2 separate regions of the Homo sapiens genome follow, and region 2 is linked to region 1. Evidence: chromatin loops called from intact Hi-C (ENCODE). Cell type or tissue: A673. All regions are shown on one strand. Each heading gives the region's core, and the rest is flanking DNA. Links, peaks and the distances in the headings are about the cores only. Region 1 holds the start of SPHKAP (SPHK1 interactor, AKAP domain containing). Region 2 has its middle 68 kb from the start of DAW1.

Region 1 (5,381 bases), core at 109-5,108:
ACCCATCATCATGCCAAGCCTTGAGTCCCAGGATCTCTAGCTGGTCTGCATTCTTCTGTCCACCTTTTTCTCATGCCTGTTTCAGAGATAATATCCGGGGGATTTCGTTGTACTTACTAGGAGGAATAGCTAAAAGTACATTGGCTCAACCTTCCCATTTGTGGAAGTCCCAAATTTTATTTTTAATTTGTTTTTTAATTGGAAAAAGAAGCAGATTCAACAGCGCCCTCATTTTAGCAGATATTTGCTACTATCAGTGTCTTTCTTCTTAAGAAAACTGTCCTTTTTGCTCAGGGAGATACCCAGCCGTCAACTGGGGAAGTTTGTGACAGCTCTCCCTCCCAGGTTCTGAGTGCTGTCCTCGGATGGATGGCCGCTCTCATAGGTTTTGAGATTTCTATGTGCGCACACGGTTCTAACAGAAGAGAGAGAAGACTAAGTCACAGTTAAGCAAAATGAGTTAAAGAAACGTGAAAACCAAAACCAAGAGAGAAAGTCCAAATAAAGGGAAAAGACTTAGGAGGTCAAAGCCAGCATCGTTCTGAGTGATCGACCATAACATGGTAGACCACAAACAAAAATGAAATCGACACAGGAAGCCAGAGGAGTGGCGCGCAACCAGTGGGGAGTGTCGGCATTGCCAGGAGTGAGGGCGTGAATGTGGGAAAGTGCGTGAACAACTTCAGGGCTCAGACCTACTGTACGCCAGCGAGAAAGGGAGGGGAGACGATGGTGGTTGGGGAGAGAGGAATTTTGTCGGAGTCACCTATGCTTCTGGGCACGAATGAGCGATAGAGCAGGATCCTCGAGCAACTGAGACTGGGGCCCGCCTGCAGGAGGCAGGAGCCAGGCAGAAAGGTGGGAGCGTTGGCCACGCGCTCCTGCAAGATCAGAGAGGACGGCGGGAGGGGACAGCGGGCGGTCGCAGCGCACAGAGCTTGCTGGCCAGGGAGGAGCTAGTCTCCGTGGGCGCCGCCGCCGCCCCAGCCTGCGCGCCTCTCTCCTGGCGCGCGCCAGTCTGGCACTCTGGGAGCTGGGTCCTAGCACCACAGACTTATCCTTCGCCTGCACTTTCCGTCTTTCTTCTCTGGGCGCCCACCAACAATGGATGGCAACTCCCTGCTCTCGGTACCAAGGTAAGACCCGCTTCTTTCTATGCCCAATACCATGTCGATCAAACTCCGTTCCGCGTTGTGAGTCGCTCACCAACTTGCCCCAGAGCGCTTCGGTTTGCACGGGGCTCCCAGCGAGGAGACAGGGGTCACTGCACTTGTAAATAAGTCCGGCCCAGCCTCGCTGGAGCTACAGGGGACCCTGTCAACTGCCCCACAGGGCGCGATGCTGAGTGGGGCCTGTGCGCTGGAGTGGCACGGGTTGGGGGTCAGCCCCGTGCCCGCCTCTAAGGCCCAGGGACGGAGGTCTGCTCTGCCCTAGGTGGAGCCAGGAGCCGGACTTTCCGCGGACACAGCTTGGAGAGGTTTCACACCTTGTGGAGAGACAGATTCCAAGGTCTAAAACAGGAGGGAACCGGGCTAGGGCAAAGTACCCCCGCTTTCCTTCCACCTTGACCTGGGCGGGTGTCTGGGGCTGCTGGGGTGGGGAAGATTGTCCCTCACCCCCGACCGACACCTAGACTGCCCCCAAAGCGAGATCTTAAGACAGGGCAGAAAACACCTAGGTCCCCTGCAGTCCCACAGTCCTCCACCGTCCCCACACCCCCTGCCAGTCTGCGAGTTCCTTCTTTAACACCTTTGGTTTTGCTCGTCCCCCACACCGGGGTAGGTCACGGACGCCACCCCAGGCGCTGCCGGGTGCGAGTAACGTGTTTTTCGGGGTGTGTTTCTTTCTCCTGTCTCTTTTTTGCCCCTGTTCCACACTCCTTCTAACTCAGTCCTTTGCGAAATTAAGAACCTGAGATTTTTATGTCTTTCCCATAAATGTCTGGGTAAATCGGGGCGGTGGTGCTGGGCCTGCTCCCCCAGCCGGGCAGGTGGCCTTTGCGCTCTTTGCGCTCGCTGGGCGCGGAGCGCTCGCGCCGGGAGCCAAGGATGCTGTTGCTCCCAGGGAGAGGGTGTCCTGGCTGCGGCGCAGCCCCACCTCTCCTGGGCAGCGGCTTAGCGTGGCTCTTCGTGCCATCCCTACTCCCTCTTTTCCCCAAGCAGGTAGGTAGGTAGCTTCCAGAGCAGAGCACCAGGCCCTAGAATAAACACTTTAAGTTCGGATTCTTGGAGAGCAGCAAAACCCAATATCCACTGGCCAGGGCACACATGGAGTGATACTACATTGCCAAGGAGCCGAGATGCGGTGGGAGGGGAGGTGGGGGTGGCGGAGGAGGAGAGAGACTGCTTTCCAAAGGCATTGAAGGCTGCCATCTAGAGACCTGAATTATTTGTATTCCGCGATGAAATAACGCTTTCTCAGCTCCACAGGCACTTCCTCCTTAAGCGTCCCTTCGCTGCGGGGATAGCAAATGGTTCAGAAAAGGCCCGCTGTGGTTTCTGTGCACTCCTTGAAGCAGCTCTTAAGTGAAGTCTCAATCCCCACCCTCCCGATCCCTGCCCCAGCGGAACAGGGTCAAAGGACCACCGCTGTCTTTCCATTTTGCCGATTTTTTAACTTAAAAAAAATTGCCAGTGATGTTTACGCAAAGGCATTAAGGTGTTTGGAAAGTCATGTAAATTGGAAGCTCACTTTCTCCACCTATCTATTCTACTGTCTAGGGCAAATGGTCATTAGAATTGAAACGGTGAATTGGGTGGTCCTAATAATCTTCCGACAGAGATTTTTGATAACAGATTGATTGCTTTAATCCGGTTTTACAGACCAATATAGCTGCGCCTGAATCCTGATTATATTTCTATTCAAATACCGGAACATTTTCTAAATTACTAGAAACACATTGTGCCAGTAATTTATTACAATTATTTCTGTCTCAGTACTATAAAATGACCTTATAAAGAGCAAAGCAACTCTGATGATATTGCTCTGTATCTTGTAGTGGCCTATCAAAATGTTAATATAGGCTTAATATCAGCTGCAGCAAACTAAGCTTTTTGAACCTGACTTTTTATTCACCAATTTCCACAAATCAGTGTAGTAATTTCCGGTATTTTATTAGCCTTCTTAATCCACAAATCAGTGTAGTAATTTCGGGTATTTTATTAGCATTCTTAATCATGTAAATTAACTCCTGTACATGAGTTGATTCAATCCTCTATTTCATTGTATACAAGAAACACCATTCCTTTTCTATAAGACTTAATTGAAAGCCATAGGGATTGGGATGCAAAAAGAAAATTAAAATTTTTAATGGTGTAGACAAATCATGTATTAGTCATGCTACTTGTTCACAAAACATTGCATTTTAAAGAATTGATTATTGAATATTCCACATAAGCTTTTCGAAGAAACCAACAATGATCAGCAAATATCAAATTGCTATTGTCAAGGCTTGTGATGTCCAAGTCTGAAAACATTTTTGGTATCTAATAAAATTAAGTTGGTGGTTATAAATCACTGTTTCTCTTAAGAATTAGAAAACAATTTAAGACATTCTACTTAATCATTAGAGAAAACAAAATGATTTAATAACATTGAGTTAATTATAGAATATATTTTATGTTGGCTTTTCCATTTTCTTAGAATTTTCAATTAAACACAAATATAAATTACTGAAATTTCAATCAAGCAATATTCTGTGATGATTGATATTAAAACTAAATTTGACTCATATACTTCAGAAACTGTAAAACATGTTTTTTTTTTTTAAGGAAATGTTTTGGGTTCTTTGAGTTATTAAACTGTATTCCCTTCCTTCTGTGAAAACTCTAATTCATTTTTACTATGAATATTTTCATTTTTAAAGGTGCAGTAAATTATGTGGATTGCGTCACAGATTTCTTAAAATCACTGGTTATCAAAGCTGGAAGATATCGTCCATAAGGAAACCAAGCTGTGCAGAGATTAAATGTTTCCATGTTAGTTGCGTTATAGACCTGGAATCCAAGTGTTTTCTGACTAGTAGTCCATCAAGAAAAAAAAAATTTAAGAGGGATTTTTTTTTAATCTAAAATCGCTGATAGAGGTTCTTTAGTCATCTATTTTATGGAAAATTGATTTGATTTGCTAAGTCGCAAAATTAGATATTAGAAAAACAAAAAAAGAATCAAAGGACATCCATCCAGTGTGTTCTATAGTACACTGTATTACAATGCAGTAGTTTCCACTTACAGAAAAAAAGTCAGTCTCACTTTTATATTGGTAACTAGCGTGTGTTTCGTAAGGTGTTATCAAGTGTTATCTAATATATTAAATTATTTGATCATCACATCCTTGTGAGTCAATCATGACAGATATTATCATCTCCATTTCCTAGCTGAAAACTCTGAAGCCAAAGGAAATTAAATAAAGGAAATAATTGTATTTAAAAATCCATATAAATTCTATGTAGCAGAGCTAGGTCATCCACAAAATTTTTCTGCCTTCAAGTCCAGTTTTCTCTTGTGTACTGATTGAAAATCCATACTTTATTTTAAATGGAAGGAAAAAGAATTTCTGGTACACAATTTGGACAAACACTGATACCATCAGAACACATGGGGGCAGCCTAAAAGCAAGGAGACCATCTTTTAAAGCCAACAAGTGCTAAAAATAATCTTTTTTAGCAAATAGAAATAGTTTGTCACCTTGGCCATATCTAAGCTTGAATTTGAATGTTAAGAGAGTTCCCTGTTTTCTAAACATTTGCATTGTTATACTGTACTGTTTTGTTCTTTTTGCTTGGTTTACTGGATTCTATTTTAATAATAAAATTTTTATATGGCATTTCGAATGATAAGATCAAAACTCATCAAATGTAAACTTTTGAAAAAACTAGATTGATTTTCTCCATGTGTAATAATGTATATAGGCTTCCTGTCATTTTGTTTTAACCAATCTAAAGTTTAATGCAGACACATTTCACTAAAACTCATCAGAATCTCAAGATTTTACCCCTCAGTATGTTAGTTCCAGGAAAAATAAAATTGATTTTTTAAAATGGAACAAACAACCCAATACTGTATACTGGACTATGATCTTCCATCACCAAGTTTTTATAGAAAGGTTAACTGATTTTAGATTTGCACAAAAGGAGATATTTAAGAGTATATTTAAATTTCTTTGTCCTATTTATGAAAAACTTTCAGAAAAGATTAATCCATTACTCTTAAGTTGAGGAACAGGGACAAGTACGAAATACTGCCTTAAGAGTACACTTAACTTCATTCTCTGTCTTGGAATACATACTGTCCTCAAGGCCAGCACTGAGCTGTGGGCACATTCCCCAAGTCTCACTCTCTTCTCAGGGTAACACTGCCCAAGAGGTACAATTTCCTATAGAG
Region 2 (5,381 bases), core at 215-5,214, 240 kb after region 1:
ATGTATTTATTTTTACCGAAATAATTAGTTATTTCCAATTTATGAAGGCATTTATTTCCAAAGATGATAGAATGATCATTTCAATATCAAAACATGTATAAAACAGGAAAACCAAAAAATTCAAATATATTTAGAGCATTTATTCTCAACCTTGGCTATATCAGAATCACCTGGGAACATTTTCAAACTACCAAGGTCAGGGCCCTAACTGTCAGAGATTCTGATTTAATTGGTCCACAGTGGAGCCCAGGCACTGGTATTTTTAAAGTTCCCTAGTTTCAGATTCAATGACTTTAATAATTGCATTAAGCTCCTGGGATAAGTCTTTTAAGTAGTCTTAATATTAAACATTAAATTAAAAATTAAACTTAACATTAGTTAGCTTCCAGTTATCCAAAGGAAAATAGAAACACATTTCTCAACTGACAGGTGACTGAAAAAAAAATGGCAGATAGGAGGCAGTACTAAAGTGCAGCTCCCACTCTGGATAGACAGAGCAGAATGTGGAGACTAGCATTGTGGACTATTGCTCCAAAAACTACTGCAGGAGTATACCAGAAAAGCCAAGAGAATCCACAGACCCTTTGAAGGAAGTGGATTCCTCCTGCAGGATCCAGGAGACATCTCAAATACCGTGCTGGTATCCACAGCTGAGAGAACTGAACACAGTTCACCTCACAGGACTCTGTGCAGACACCCCCAGTACCAGCCCAGAGCCTGGCAGCCCTGCTTGCTGGCTAGATTCAGAAGAGAAATAACAATCACTACAGTTTGGCTCTCAGAAAGCCACATCCCTAGGGAAAGAGGGGGAATATTACATCAAGGGAGTACCCCGTGGCACAAGAGTCTGAACAGCAGCCTTGAGCTCCAGATCTCCCCTCTGACATAGCCTACCCGCATGAGAAGGAACCAGGAAAACAATTCTGGTAATATGACAAGAGAAGGTTCTTTAACACCCCAAAAAGTCGCATTAGCTCACCAGCAATGGATCCAAACCAAGAAGAAAAATCTGAATTGCCAGAAAAAGAATTCAGAAGGTCAATTATTAAGCTATTCAAGCAGGCACCAGAGAAAGGTGAAGTCCAACTTAAGGAAATCAAATAAATGATACAAGATATGAGGGGAGAAATCTTCAGTGAAACAGGTAGCATAAATAACAATCACAACTTCAGGAAATAAAGGACACACTTAGAGAAATGCAAAACATACTTGAGAGTCTCAGGAATAGAATTGAACAAGCAGAAGAAAGAACTTCAGAGCTCAAAGACAAGGTTTTTGGAATAACCCAATCCAACAAAGACAAGAAAAAAGAATTTTGAAAATGAGCAAACCCCCAAGAAGTTTGGGATTATGTTAAATGACCAAATATGAGAATAATTGGCATTCCTGAGAAAGATCAGCATTCCTGAGGAAATTTAAAAGTTTGGAAAACATATTTGGGGGAATAATCGAAAAAACTTTCCCCGGCCTTGCTCAAAGAACACCTGGGAAATTCATCACAAAAAGATCATCGCCTAGGCACATTGTCATCAGGTTATCTAAAGTCAAGACAAAGGAAAGAATCTTAAGAGCTACGAGGCAAAGCATCAAGTAACCTATAAAGGAAAACCTATCTGATTAACAGCAGATTTCTCCCACCTTGGCCTCCCAAAATGTTGTGATTATAGGCATGAGCCACTGTACTGGGTCTTATGAAGGTATTTTGTAGAGGTGATTAAAATCCATAATCAGCTGACTTTAGGTAAGGGCAATTATCGTACACAGTCTGAATGGCCCTGATTCACTCAGCTGAAAGATCTAAAGAGAAGAATAAAAGCCTCTCAGGAGAATGAGATATTCTGCCTGTGGCAAAAGTTTCAGCTGACACTTATCCTGATGGCCTTCCCTAAGAATTTCAGACTTGCCTAGTCAGCCTCAGAATCCTGGAAGACAATTCCTTACAGTAAATGTCTTTATGTTTTCTACTTACTCCGTTCATTGTTTGAACCTCGATTGATATACTCCCCAACCCTCACTAAATTGTAAACCGTGAGGGAGAGATGTCTGTCTTCCCTTTTATGAATCCCAGTACCTAGCAACACGCCTGGCCCATAACAGGCACCCAGTGAACATCAACACAAACAAGGCTACTCTGTGATCATGATGTGGGCCAAGACAAAAGACAAAACAAAACAAAAAAATCACCATACGGCCATCTGAACAGACACAACATGAGCGTTGTCCAAGCCACGAAAGTGACTAAACAGCCCCCTCTCCTGGCTGGTATGAGTGACAGCTGCTCCTTTACCAATTACAACTTTAACCTTGCTCTAGTTTGCTTTCTCAATGGATAATTTATGAAGACACCCAATCATATAAAATTATTCTCACTTCCTGAGAGTATTCCATCTAAAGCAAAGAGCAAAGCCGGAAGGAAGGAAGGAAGGAAGGAAGGAAGGAAGGAAGGAAGGAAGGAAGGAACGAAGGAAGGAAAGAAGGAAGGAAGGAAGGGGAAGGGAAGGAGGAACAATCTGGTTGAAGAGGTAAAACATGCAACATAAAGGATGGGCCTTGAGACACAATAAATGCTATTGGAATTCAGCGTAAGGAGTGAGCACATCTGGCCATGGAGATCAGAGAAGATTTATAATATGACCTGGGGTTAAAGGATAGAGCGTGGGGGAACAAAAGTGTAGAGATTAGAAAGGGCATATCTGGACACATCATACAAGATAAACTAAACAAAGAATTCATGTGATAGAGTGAGGGAAAACAAGTGTGGACGAATAGATCATGACCAGATTTTGCACAATTAAATGCAGAACTTCATTCTTGCAGCCAGTGGTTTCTTGCTATCTATCTATCTAACTCTCTATCTCTCTATCTCAAGATTCAAAAAATTTTTCTTCAAATGCTTTTTACTTGGAGGCTAAAATCAAAGACAAAAAAAGTGTTTTTAATGGCACTCCTCTGGCTAAAGTGCAGTGTGGAAGACAGGATTCCGTGTACTCAGCTCCTCACTCACTGAGCTTTGAAAAATAGCTGAGACTCCATAAAGCTGAGTTTGAAAATCAATGTTAAAGTCATGAGCCATGTTAGTATTCATTCATTCATGTATTTACTCCATCAATCAATCAATTAATTCACTATTTAGAGCACTCTAACATGCCACATTTTGGAGAAGCTCCGAGTAAGAAGAGAAGCTTCGTCTCCTGGTGGTAGGACCTGATTGAAAAGGGACAATAACACTCCTGAGGTTGCAGGTCTTTGTGGACATTACTGAGGTCCAGCAGCAGCCTCCAGGTCCTATGGGGCTTATTCCAAAGACAATGAGTCCCTGACAGAGGAGGCAGACTGTTGTGAACACTGTAGATGTGTACTAGCCACATTTTTCCCGACCTCATCTCTCCTCCGTGAACTTGGGCCACAGCCCTGGGAAGATAAGTTAAAAACATAGTGCTCCATCACAAACATCTCTATGAAACATTGGGGCAGCAGCAAAGCTGCTGTACAGCCCACACAGCAAACTGCTAAAGCAGTGCCAAAAGGCACTTGAGGTGGAAAAGATTTTTAAAATGGAATATGAGAAAATGTTATCTATCCAAACAGGAAAAGGTGATGATCCCAGTGGACAGAGATAGAAGCACTTGTCACTTCACCTGCATCCTGTCTTGGAAAAAGCAGGATGTTTGACAAATCCACAGAGTCCCAAGGAGAATTCAAAGTCTACTTTCGTGGACCTTCTTGCAAGATTTTCCATTTTTCCCCAACCTCCTTATTTCCAAATGGCCTAGGCTCTTTCCAGCCAACGATCTTCCCATCACCCAGCAGGGCTTCAGCTCAGAACATTCTCTAAAAGATATCTAGCCTCCTCTTTTCTTGGTGGTTAGTCTTTTCATATTCTGTCTTTATTCATGGAATAGCCCATTCCTCACAGGGAACCAACAGATCTGTGCTCCCTGGCACTTTCAACTCTGAACTCCTGTCCTTTGTCCTGATCTCTTTGTAAACCCCCAGCCCAGGGCCAGTGTTAGGATGTGCCTTCTCCACACCAGTGCTGCACAGCCTAGCCCTATGGGAGAGAATCACACAATCAGAATGCCGATCGCTCCAGTAACTCCATCAACTCCAACTTTGGCTGCACCGCTGATGCTGCCCATCAGCCCTATATGATTCTCTTCAGTGACTATTCTCTCCGCAAAAAACACCTCATTCTCAGCAGACATCACCAGAAAGCAAAGTCATCAGGCATTAATTACTCGGGTCTTGGTGTTTCTACTGGCCTGATACTCAGAGCCAGGCCTTGGTGTTTTCCAGTTGAACACAACTTCACAGAACATCAACATAAACAAGGCTACTCTGTGATCATGATGGAGATCAAGACCAAAAACAAGAGCACGCTAGAATCATGTCTGAACAGACAGAACGTGAGCATTGTCCAATCCATAAAAATGACGAAACAACCCCATCTCTTGGCTGATATGAGTGACAGCTGCTCCTTTGCCAGTCATGTTAGGCTTGCTCTAGTCTGCTGTCCCTATGGATAATTTATGAAGTACCCCATGATGCAGAATTATCCTCACTTCCTGATAGCGTCCAATATAGAGCAAAGTCCCTAAACCTAACCTAACACAAGCTCATATCCTATAATAAATTCTCTCTAAAATTCTCTGAGACACTCCATGCTTTCCCAGGGAGTGCGTTTTCTTTCCAAGGCGGCATCAACCAAATTTGTTCAACTATAATCATGGTCCTGGTGGTCTTCAGCTGGGGGATATTGACAAGAATTATTTAAAAAAAAAAATTGCTTTTGTTGGGTTCTGTACTACACATGTAATTTACATGTGTTATCCATTTAATCCTTTGATGATAGTGAGGATTTGTACCCATTGTAGACATGGAAACACTAACACTGAATCAAATAAAAAGCCATCCAGGCCGGGCGCGGTGGCTCACGCCTGTAATCCCAGCACTTTGGGAGGCCGAGGCGGGCGGATCACGAGGTCAGGAGATTGAGACCATCTTGGCTAACACGGTGAAACCCCGTCTCCACTAAAAATACAAAAAATTAGCCGGGCGCGGTGGCGGGCGCCTGTAGTCCCAGCTACTCGGGAGGCTGAGGCAGGAGAATGGCGTGAACCCGGGAGGTGGAGCTTGCAGTGAGCCGAGATAGTGCCACTGCAGTCCCGCCTGGGCAAAAGAGCGAGCCTCCGTCTCAAAAAAAAAAAAAAAAAAAAAAAAAAAAAGCCATCCAAGTCACAGATCCAGCATAAAGGGTAGAGGGATACAGGAGTCTGGCACCTGAATGAAATAATGTATACAGTGGTCCATTTCCAAGACAAAGTGCCTTGAACCGGCTTAGGTCAGCAAACTACAGAAGAAACAGAGTATACTAGGCCCCT

What was found. A loop is a pair of places that touch in the nucleus more often than their neighbours do. Peaks named below come from ENCODE experiments on the same cell type or tissue, not always from the same donor. Only the 100,000 strongest peaks of a DNase experiment are listed, where the experiment ranks them.
Region 2: it touches region 1 in a loop (10-fold over the local background); 3 of 110 quality-filtered maps call a loop at or near these places.

Annotation. Positions count from the first base shown.
Region 1 is chr2:228,177,322-228,182,702 of GRCh38, reverse strand. SPHKAP (SPHK1 interactor, AKAP domain containing) reads left to right here and starts at 1,016. Exons shown (of 12, transcript NM_001142644.2): 1 at 1,016-1,136. The coding sequence starts at 1,105. In A673, for the core only: CTCF peaks have their summits at 2,354 (motif pointing left) and 4,579; DNase peaks (open chromatin) are centred at 1,032 and 2,402; H3K4me3 peaks cover 3,089 bases; H3K27ac peaks cover 2,093 bases.
Region 2 is chr2:227,936,597-227,941,977 of GRCh38, reverse strand. No RefSeq gene overlaps it. Among named protein-coding and RNA genes, the nearest start is that of DAW1, 68 kb to the right of the region's middle. In A673, for the core only: a CTCF peak has its summit at 2,251 (motif pointing left); DNase peaks (open chromatin) are centred at 2,267 and 2,547; H3K27ac peaks cover 4,782 bases.